2 separate regions of the Mus musculus genome follow, and region 2 is linked to region 1. A link is a loop called in an ENCODE intact Hi-C map of the cell type or tissue named here. Cell type or tissue: heart. All regions are shown on one strand. Each heading gives the region's core, and the rest is flanking DNA. Links, peaks and the distances in the headings are about the cores only. Region 1 has its middle 9.6 kb from the start of Wincr1. Region 2 overlaps Gm34568 (predicted gene, 34568).

What was found. Peaks named below come from ENCODE experiments on the same cell type or tissue, not always from the same donor. Only the 100,000 strongest peaks of a DNase experiment are listed, where the experiment ranks them.
Region 2: a loop joins it to region 1, with 6 times the contacts of the local background. A loop is called at or near these places in 5 of 42 quality-filtered maps.

Annotation. Positions count from the first base shown.
Region 1 is chr4:89,038,045-89,043,432 of GRCm38, forward strand. No RefSeq gene overlaps it. Among named protein-coding and RNA genes, the nearest start is that of Wincr1, 9.6 kb to the right of the region's middle. In heart, for the core only: no CTCF peak of the experiment used is centred there; a DNase peak (open chromatin) is centred at 3,027; H3K27ac peaks cover 562 bases.
Region 2 is chr4:88,972,126-88,977,513 of GRCm38, forward strand. The region is part of intron 1 of Gm34568 (predicted gene, 34568); the gene reads left to right. Among named protein-coding and RNA genes, the nearest start is that of Gm34568, 18 kb to the left of the region's middle. In heart, for the core only: no CTCF peak of the experiment used is centred there; no DNase peak of the experiment used is centred there.

The DNA of each region.
Region 1 (5,388 bases), core at 331-5,330:
TGAGGGGGTAAGATGGTCATGTGGTTTTGAGATAAGCTGGAATTTTTTTAAATTTAAGGTTTTTTTGTTTTTTTTTTTTTTTTTTTAATAAATAGTTCCCTGGAGGTTTTTCTCTGCAGCTGAAGCCAGTTCTTCCTTTAGTCACCACCAAAAGGGTCACATAAACTTTCTAACCTCTAGAACCCTGACCTACCTCTAAAGCAGAGAATGGCGCTGATTAAATGATAGCCAAGCTGTGAGGGCTTCTGTCTGCCGTGCAGCAGCTGTCAAAAGGGATGCTTGTTGTGCTGAAGGAAAACTGAGGTTTCTGTGAGAGCGGTAACTGGAGACCTCCTCTTATCATAATGGGTCCCTCATCCAAGTAGCTTTCCAGTCTGGACTAGATTGTGGGAAATGAGTATGCTCTTTCTTAGCAGTTGAAAGTACAAAACGAACACCAAGGAATCCTCACTATTGGGATCTGTGTGATATAATCACTCTATTTGAAGATTAACTTCATTTATTCAGGCCCTTTCTTTTTAAACACTAAGAAATGCATGCAGAATATGAGGAATGCTTAATGAGAGTTTTTCGGATTTCACTGTTATGATTTTTGTGGGTGAATCCTCTAAGTTGAAGTTGAGAGGTCTTAACACTGTACCTCACGCTTTAAGGTTAAGGAAATAATAATTTCACCAAACAGAACAACCTACTAGTGTAAACTTTTGATTCCTGATCTATGTATAAAACAATGGCAGAGATGAAGAGTGGTGTATTTTACTTTAATAAAACGTGTAATAAAATGTACAGGCTTAGCTCTGCTTGAGTGAACAGAACAGTCATGTGAAACATCATCGTATTGTGACACAAATTGCTAAAGCGTGTTAATCATGCAGAAACTCTGTACCCATTGAAAAACTGCTTCTTAACCTACCCCCAACCTCCATTCTCTGACAGTCATCACCCTACTTAATGCTGCTCTTAATTCGACTACATACCTCAAATAGACGGAGTCACTCAGCAAGCATTTCTTCGTGATTAGCTCATTTCCTTTGGTATCATATCCTCCTGACTCATCCCTGCCTTGTAGAATTTCCTCCTCTCTTGTAGCAAGTACGATCATCTTGCTGGTGTATGCCATACTTTCTTCACTGGTGACTGCTGGCACTATTTCCCTCTTTGGGCAATTATTAATAGCACAGCTATTAAATGTGAATGTGCAAATACCAGGCCTCATGTTTCCATTGCCTTTCGTAGTGGGAAGGTCTGTAAGCATGCAGAACTGTGGAGAAGGTATTCAAACCTAATAAAATCTATTTATAAACAAGTTTGTGTTCAACTCAAACTTAATTAAGCAGAAGCTCTGTAGTTTTCATTTAGAACAGACATTATTAAGAGACATTAATAGCAAATGGTTATATATAATAATATGTAATTGACAGCTACCTTGATTTTTGTTGCATAAGTTATTCCACAAGGATTTTTCTCTGAATACTTGAAATGAAATCTATTAGAAATAAAATGGGATTTTCTCCTCTTAAAGGGAAGGTACCTTTGACATATTCTCATGATGTACTCCTAAAACACAAAACGTAATCACAACCAGGTATTCCAAACCCATATTTCTTAGTTAAATCTTTTAATGCCATTATTTTTGTATGGCTATTTTTTATCTCCATGTTCTCATATATTTCCTTTTAAAAATAACTTCACTTCATTGGGTACTTTCTTTCTAAATCCTAAGAAGTCAACATTCAGTAATGGTTAAGTACCTAAAGCCTCTATAAGTGTCATTTCTGTAGGAGAACTCTCACCAGAAGTCAGATCTGTATCATATACTTTACACATACATTTACTTTAATTCCCACACGGCTAGGAAGGATTGTTTCACACAGCTGGAAAAAAATGAGACTCCAAAATTAGGTCAACTTCTTGAAAAACACATAGGTAAGAATTAGGATTCAACAGCACCACCAGATGACCTTGGTTACTTCCAGTTTATTTTTTAAATCTACTCATCAGAAACCATATAGTAGTTTCGTTTGACTCACAAATATATTCAAGGTCCTGGTTGATAGTTTTAGTGCATACAACGAGGAGTAGCATTAAGTCTGAACCCTCTGATGGGGCTGCTCTTTCTCATCTAGTTGTCTGTCCTTCATATGTGTGTGTTTGCTCTGTAGGAAAGCCCGGGTTTTCTCTAACATCTATCTTAAGTGTTCAAATAGACGGGAGATGTTACAAGAATAAAGACAAAGTGCCAGGCCTACATTTGGGAAATAGAAGTCTGGACTTGAGAATGCAACTCACGAACTGTGTGTGAGACTCAAGAGGGGTATGCAGTGTGTCTCCGAGCCTCTGTGTGAGCTAGGGTGAGACTCAGGAGGAGTACGCAGTGTGTCTCCGAGCCTCTGTGTGAGCTAGGGTGAGACTCAGGAGGAGTATGCAGTGTGTCTCCGAGCCTCGGTGTGAGCTAGGGTGAGACTCAGGAGGAGTACGCAGTGTGTCTCCGAGCCTCGGTGTGAGCTAGGGTGAGACTCAGGAGGAGTATGCAGTGTGTCTCCGAGCCTCGGTGTGAGCTAGGGTGAGACTCAGGAGGAGTATGCAGTGTGTCTCCGAGCCTCGGTGTGAGCTAGGGTGAGACGTGAGCAGCTTCCTAGGCTCCCTCCAAGCATTCCTCCCCATGTCTGTCCCAGCGAGGCAACAAGCTTTTTTGCCATCTTTATGTTGATTTCACACATCCCAGAGGTTGGTTGGAACCTATCACAGAGAGCTAATCTTCCAGGCTTTCCTGCCCTTACAGTCCCTCTGCCCTTCTGAAAGAACAAAACTCACAGTTGAAACAAGCCATTTTTTCCCTTGGGGGAACTGAATCCAAACACTAGCTCATCTCTGCAAGCCTGTAATTAAATCTGCTGTGCAGGTCACTAGTGCCACTGGGTCAGGAGACAGACAAAACGAGATGTGAAAGAAATGGCATTTGTTTCTTGGATGGCCCCTGTGTTTCTCTGAAAGGAAGGTCCTGGCAGCCACACAGTGGAGTCCCTGTGACCGGAATACTCGTGCTAGCTCAGGACCTGCCAGTTGGCTCCAAAATAGTTTTCCAGATCGAGGGCTATCTGGCCACTCAGCGCTTGAAATTTTATCTCTCTGCTGGTGGTCTGTGGCTGCCCCAAGAGATATTTTCCTACATCATCATCTCAGATTCTGACCAAGAAAGTGGCTCACCCTTGACTGTGCACCACAGTCACCTGGGTGGATCAAGGAAAAACCTCTGGATTTTATCCAAGAGGATTTTGACTTCGTCGGACTACAGCAGGACCTGAAAATGCATTTTCTCTACTTACTCATTTTCCTAATTGACAAAAATTATATATATACATGCATACATATTTATGTGTATATATCCATACACACACATGTATACACAAATATATCATGCACACATATACGTATATATGCATATGTAAGAATTAGAATTCAATTATATATGTATGTATATATATATATATGTATATATATATATATAGTGTGTGTGTGTGTGTGAGAGAGAGAGAGAGAGAGAAAACAGGCCTATGTTTCACAACCTATAAATAATGTAGCCAATTAATTAGCCTCTACTCTCTTAGTAACTTTTAATGATACAATATTAAAAAACAGCTGTGGTGGTGCATACCTGTAATATTAGCATTCTGGGTACTAAGGCAGGAGGATCAGGAGTACAAGGCCACCTCGAGCTATATAGAAATGTTTTGCCTCAAAAAATAATACAACACAATGTGTGGTCATTGTGTCTTACTAGTATTCTCTAGAACTTACAATCCATATGTACATTGTCCAATATCTTCAAAACCCACAAACCTCTCTAACCTCTCTCTGACTCCTAGTAACTATTTCTCTCTCCCCCTCCCCCTCCCTCTCCCTTTCCCCTTTCCCCCTCCCTTTCCCTTCTCTCATTTTTGAGACAGTTTCTACTCTGTAGACCAGGCTGGCCTTGAACTAAGAGTTCTGCCTCCCTCTGGCTTCCAAGAGCTGGGATTAAAGGTGTGTATCACTACCACCCAGCTACTATCTTACTCTCTATTTTGGTGAGCTCAAAATTTTTAGGTCTCATATGTCCATGAGATAAGTCAGCATTTGTCTTTATGTGTCTGGTTACTTGATTTAGCATAGTGAGCTACAGGTTTATTTATGTTGTCACAAATGACCATATTTCCTTCAGGTTTAAGGTTGAATAGCATTCCATTGTGTATACGGTCCACATTTTACAAAAATAATTGAATATGCTAAACATATGTGCAATGTATTTTGATCATATTCACCCTACACTCCTCCCATCCATCCCCCACCCCTCTGAAATTCATGTCTTTTTGTCTGTTTTTGTGTGTTTTAATACTCTGTGGAGTCCAATTCTTGCTGCCCATATTCTCATGTGTATGGGGCCATCAACTAAAGTAAGATTGACTTGCCAGTGGCTACACCCTTAAAACAAGCTGACGTTCCCTCCCCTAGAAGCCACCAGCTGTTACTATTTCCTCAATTAGGGGTGGGGATCCCCATACAAACTTCATGCTGGAATGTTTACTGTATTGAGTTTTCTGGCTTGGCTCTTCTGAAGGCAACTTCAGTTGCTTTGAGTTCATGAGTATAATAGTCCTGTCAGAGTCATTATTTCACTAGTTCTCCCCCACCTCTTGCTCTTACAATGTCTTCAGCCCCCCTTTTATGGGAGGGATGGAATAGATGTTCCATTTGTGGCTAAGCACTTTACCAACACAGTCTGCACATTATTTGGTTGTGAGTTTACAAATTAACAGCATTCACTGCACAAAGAAATGTCTTTGATGAGGTCTGAGAGCTCCATTGATCTATAGGTATAGGGATATCAAATTAGAGGCAATTCTAATACTCTATGGCCAGTAGTAAAATACTATTTATATGTTCACTGCTAAGGCCTGTGAGCTCTCTAACCACGGGCTCTGGTTCAGATTTGCAGTACCAAGCATGTGTTTCCTCATATGGAGCGGTTCTTAAAGTCAATCAGTCAGAAAGTGCTTTGTTGGCCTCATAACATTTGTGTCTTTATTACACCGAGGGCAGATCTTGCCAACCCAATCATTATTACAGCTCACAGGATTCACATCCTCGTAAGATGACTACACACACACACACAAATACAGAGTTCCAGCAACCTAAATACTACTTTTCGGTACTATGGAAGCCAGTCAGTAGGAAAGAAGTTTCCTGGTCAGTACCAACTGGATTTCTTCATGTCCTATGACCAAAAATATTCTCTTTAGCCAATCACCTACTGATGGACACTGTAGGTTGTCTCCATATCTTGTTTGTTGTGAATGATGCTGCAGTGAACATGGGCATTCAGACGGCTTCTTAATGTGTTGGTCTAAT
Region 2 (5,388 bases), core at 184-5,183, 66 kb before region 1:
GAACTTGGAAGAAAACAGTAATTAATGTCTTTTTAGAATAACGTCCCTTGTGCAGAACAGTTTTACTGTTCCATTTCCATGTTGTCTGCTCCACTTTATTTTTTTGAGTCCAGACCTTTCTTTGAACTTAGGGCTCACTGATATTTCAGGTAGACCAGCTGGCCAGTGAGCCCATGAAATCCACTTGTCTCTATGTCCAACACTGTGGTATAGGCTCATTCCACCATGCCTGGCTTTTGAATGGACACTAGGCATCTGGACCCAGGTTTTCTTGCTTGCACCCTGAGTTCTTTCTTTTTTTTTTAAATATTTTTTATTACATATTTTCCTCAATTACATTTCCAATGCTATCCCAAAAGTCCCCCATACCCTCCCCCCCACTTCCCTACCCACCCATTCCCATTTTTTGGCCCTGGCGTTCCCCTGTACTGGGGCATATACAGTTTGTGTGTCCAATGGGCCTCTCTTTCCAGTGATGGCCAACTAGGCCATCTTTTGATACATATGCAGCTAGAGTCAAGAGCTCCGGGGTACTGGTTAGTTCATAATGTTGTTCCACTTATAGGGTTGCAGATCCCTTTAGGTCCTTGGGTACTTTCTCTAGCTCCTCCATTGGGAGCCCTGTGATCCATCCAATAGCTGACTGTGAGCATCCACTTCTGTGTTTGCTAGGCCCCGGCATAGTCTCACAAGAGACAGCTACATCTGGGTCCTTTCAACAAAATCTTGCTAGTGTATGCAATGGTGTCAGCGTTTGGAAGCTGATTATGGGGTGGATCCCTGGATATGGCAGTCTCTAGATGGGCACCCTGAGTTCTTTACCCACCCACCCATCTTCCCATCCCTCAGTGCTGGTCTTCATGTTTTAATGCTATTTGTGATGGCGCTTGAATACTGGATGGTGATACGACTATGGCATTTGTATGGAGTGGTAGGCTGGTAGTGACCATGTTGTCTCTAACACATAGCTTCTGAGGTCACCTGGGCTCCTGATATCTAGTTGAAAGGAAAGAAAGAATACCAATAAAGAAGGCACATTTGCTTTTTAATGACCATGGTCTAGAAATGATTACATGCAATGCTCTATTTAGGCAGAGATGCTGGAACATGCAGTGCATTGCCACACATCCTCTTTGCAGCAACAGTCCTACACCAAGGGAAGGGCATAAATCACCGGAACTCAGTCCTCTCTTTCCCATGTGAGCACTGCATGAATAACATTTTAATGTTTGAAATAGCAATAGCTTGTATAGGGAAGGAGAAGGAAAATGTGAGGGTCTTACTCATCCTCACCATGCTGCATCTTTCCCCACATAAAGGATTCTAATATACTTTTTATTGTCATTAAAATGTATTAATATTTTCAAAAATTGCCCTTTCCTACCTCATGTTGATGTTGTGAATACATGTGAATAATGCATTAGTTTATGTTTTCTGAATTCAAAAGTCCCCATTATAAATGAGAAAGATCATATGGGGTTGATTGATGCAGATATGTGCACAACCTTGGCTACCACACAACTACACATAGGTTTTGACAAAGATGGTTTAATGCTTGTCAGTGTCTTTCTCACCTCTAAACAGAGATGAGCATTTGGTCATCAGGAGACAAGTATAGAAGACTTGATTTTAGCCCATTTTGGTTTTTAGGACATTATCCTACCAGTTGCCTTCTTGATTTAACTTAGATCCTGGGATTCTCTTTCTTTCTTTCTTTCTTTCTTTCTTTCTTTCTTTCTTTCTTTCTTTCTTTCTTTCTTTCTTTCTTTCTTTCTTCCTTCCTTCCTTCCTTCCTTCCTTCCTTCCTTTCTTTCTTTCTTTCTTTCTTTCTTTCTTTCTTTCTTTCTTTCTTTCTTTCATTCTTTCTTCCAGTACAGAATAACCATACACTTAATAACCTCAATCTTATTTTCAGTAAAGCCATGTACTTCCAAATTATATATAACTTTCTGCTTAAATTTCCCTGCTGGTTTCATTAAGCAAATCAATAAGTACTCTTTCCCTTCTTCAGATTAAACTCCAAAGCCTCTAAGCCTATGCTGTCCCCTCTGCTCCACTGCAATTGCTAGTTTCCCTTTATGGTCTTCAGAGAATCACTTACTACACTATACATATAAAAGCCTTGTCTCCTCTTAAGGATGTTGTTCAGGGAATTCATCAAAAGTCCCTGTGCATAGAAGTCTAAAAATGAAGTTCTTGCTGAATTTATCATGCTGTAACCATGGCCTCAAAGCATGCTGATGCAATATTGACTTTCATGCTACCATATTTCCTAATCCCTTTACAAAGCAATTAGACACTAGCATTGCTACTGTAGACACTGGAATAAGTTCCAGGCTTCTGCCAGCTCCTCTCCTCTCTGTACACCTTGGTTCTCGCCTCTGTTTTTCATAGAGATTTTCACACATGCATGTAATGTGTCTTGATCAAGTTCATCCTTCAGTCTCTCTCCTCCAATTCCTCCTCGACCCACTGCAACCCCCAACTCCTGCTTCCAGAACTTTTTTCTCTGGAGAGCATGAACAATACTGACCAGTATTCAGGGCTTGGCAGGCACTTCCATCTCTTAGTAACTTTACCTCAAACCACTACATGTTTGCAATGAGATTGACAGATTCCATCTGGAGCCACAAATAGAATGAGTGGGAAATGAGGTCAGTGCAGGTAAAAAAAAAAGTGCATATCAGACACTTGCTATTTCAGGACATCTCTGTTTTATTTAGTAACACTGAGAATATAATAAGAACAGCCATGGTAAAACAAACTGCCAGCCATGAAACTTCAGAGGCCAACACACCGGTACTAGCTGCTATAACTTGCAGCTCTGGCTCCAACTGGACTGTGACTCTCTTTAATAATGTAGTCAGAGGTGAGGTCTCCAACTGTCATTTCTTCTGATACCTGCCTTTTCTGTCTGTCTGAGCCCAAAGACATTTTCATTTCTAGCCAAGATGGTGACTAATATAGTTTACCTTGTACAGTTTATGGTTTCTCATGATGCAGCAAAAGGCCACTACTTCCAGCTACAAAGCTGGTCTTATGTCCTGGCCTTTCAAATTGTCTATGTATTTAGGCAAGAGGTTTAGGTTTTGTGGGCCTTCCCATAAATAATGTTATCCTTTCCTGATTCTGTGTTCTGCTGAGTTTTCTTTAAAACCCTTTCCCTGTGACTTGCATAAGAATTCTGTGAAAATAAGCCCCTTTATGAGCCAGGCTCATAGACTTAATGATAATCGGTCTCTCTCCCTCTCACACTGTTTCTTTTCATTCCAGATATTATTCTCCCCCCCACACACACACACCAGTCCACTGTTCCACATCCCATACCTCCTCCCCACCTCCTGTCTCCACAAGGATGTCTCCACCCTCCATCCCACCTGACCTCTTAACTCCCTGGTCTCTTGATGGTTAAGTGCATCTTCTCTGACTAAACCCAGACCCAGCAGTCCTTTGCTGTATATGTGCTGGGGGGCCTCATATCATCAGCTAGTGTATGCTGGCTGGTTGGTGGTCCAGTATTTGAGAGATCTCGGAGGTCCAGATTAATTGAGACTGCTGGTCATCCTATAGGGTTGCCCTCCTCCTCTGCTTCTTTCAGCCTTTCTCTGTTTCACCCAAAGGGTTCAGTAGCTTCTGTCCTTTGGCTGGGTGCAAATATCTGCATCTGACTCTTTAAGCTGCTTGTTGGGTCTTCTGGAGTACAGTCATGCTAGGTCCATTTTTGTGAGCACTCATAGCCTCAGTAATAATATCAGGCCTTGGAGCCTCCCTCTTGAGATGGATCCCACTTTGGGCCTGTTGCTGGACCTTCTTTTCCTCAGGCTCCTCTATTTCCATCCCTGTAGTTCTTTCAGACAGGAACAATTATGGGTCAGAGTTTTGACTGTGGGACGGCAACCCCCTTCCTCATATGATGCTTTGTCTTCCTACTGGAGGTGGGCTCTAGAAGTTCCCTCTCCCTAATGTTGGGCATTTCATCTAAGGTCCCTTCCTTTGAGTCCCAAGAGTTTCTCACCTCCCAGGGCTCTCATGCATTCTGGAGGGTCCCTCCAACCTCCTATGTCCAGGTTGCCTCAGGGCTTCAGTCCTTTTACCTCACCCAATGCCAGATCAGGTTCCCCTCTTCCCCCTCCCCCAAACCCTGTCCATTTTCCCTCCCAGGTCCCCCCCTCCCTCCCCACCTGTGATTGCTTTCTTCTCCCTCTCAAATGGGACTGAGGTGCCCTGAAATATCATCCTGAGTGAGGTAACTCAGACCCAAAAGGACATGCATGGTATGTACTCACTTATAAGTGGATATTAGCCCTCACAAAAGGACAGAATACCCAAGATGCAGTCCACAGAACTCAAAAGGTCAACAACTGTGTGTGTTTTAAAACAGTCTTACTATGCAGCCCAGGCTGGTGGTGTCAGACTTGAGATCTCCTTCCTTCAGTCTCCTAAGTGCTAGGATTAATTGGCCCTCTATTCACAAGTTCTACCTGTGCGCAGATTCGACTAATTGTGACTCAACACTCTAAGAGCTCTTCAGTCTTCAATGAACATGTGCAGACTTTTTGAACTCGTCATTTTTCCCTAAACAATATAGTTGTTTTGACCAAGTCTTGCACTGTATCAAGCATTTTAAGTAACCTAGAGATGATCTAAAGTATACAAGAGAAAGTGAGTGAGTTATAGGTAAATGCTACACAATTTTACACAAGGTATTTGAGCACCTGTATTTTAGTATCATCAGAAGGGACATCCTGAAACACTAGCCCTGCATGGGCATCAATGTGTTTTCTTTTTCTTAGGCTTTCTATGAGATTTGACCTTTTCTGCTCAATACTGTCCATGTCTCATGACCAACTATTTGTATCTCCCTTTTGTTCCATGCCTTGGAATTCTAACTATGATAATATCCTTCTAATAAAATCACTCCCAAATCTGGAGTTACAAGTAGAAAGGAATCTCTTGACTTTCAAGACTATGCAACCCTCTTTCATGTTCTGCTTTCAATGGTAAGCATTCCCACACTTCAGACCTTCACAGCAAGGGTCAACTGAGATCACTGAGATAAAAAATAAGATTGATTGAGAAAATACTGTGTGATAAAAGGTCTCCAAAAAATTTAACTACTAATGTTACCCTTGCCAAGTAAAATTCAGTCTGGCCCTGGGTAACTATACACTATTAGAATACTGGGAAGCAAGCCACAGTGGAAAATATGACTGACCTAGGATTGCCATAGTGTAAGGAATCCCAAGCTAACCACGTAATTTATATGGAGAGAGAAGAGGAAAGAAGAGGGGAAGAGAGGAGAGGAGAAGAGAGGAGAGGGGAGGGGAGGGGAGGGAAGGGAAGGGAAGGGAAGGGAAGGGAAGGGAAGGGAAGGGAAGGGAAGGGAAG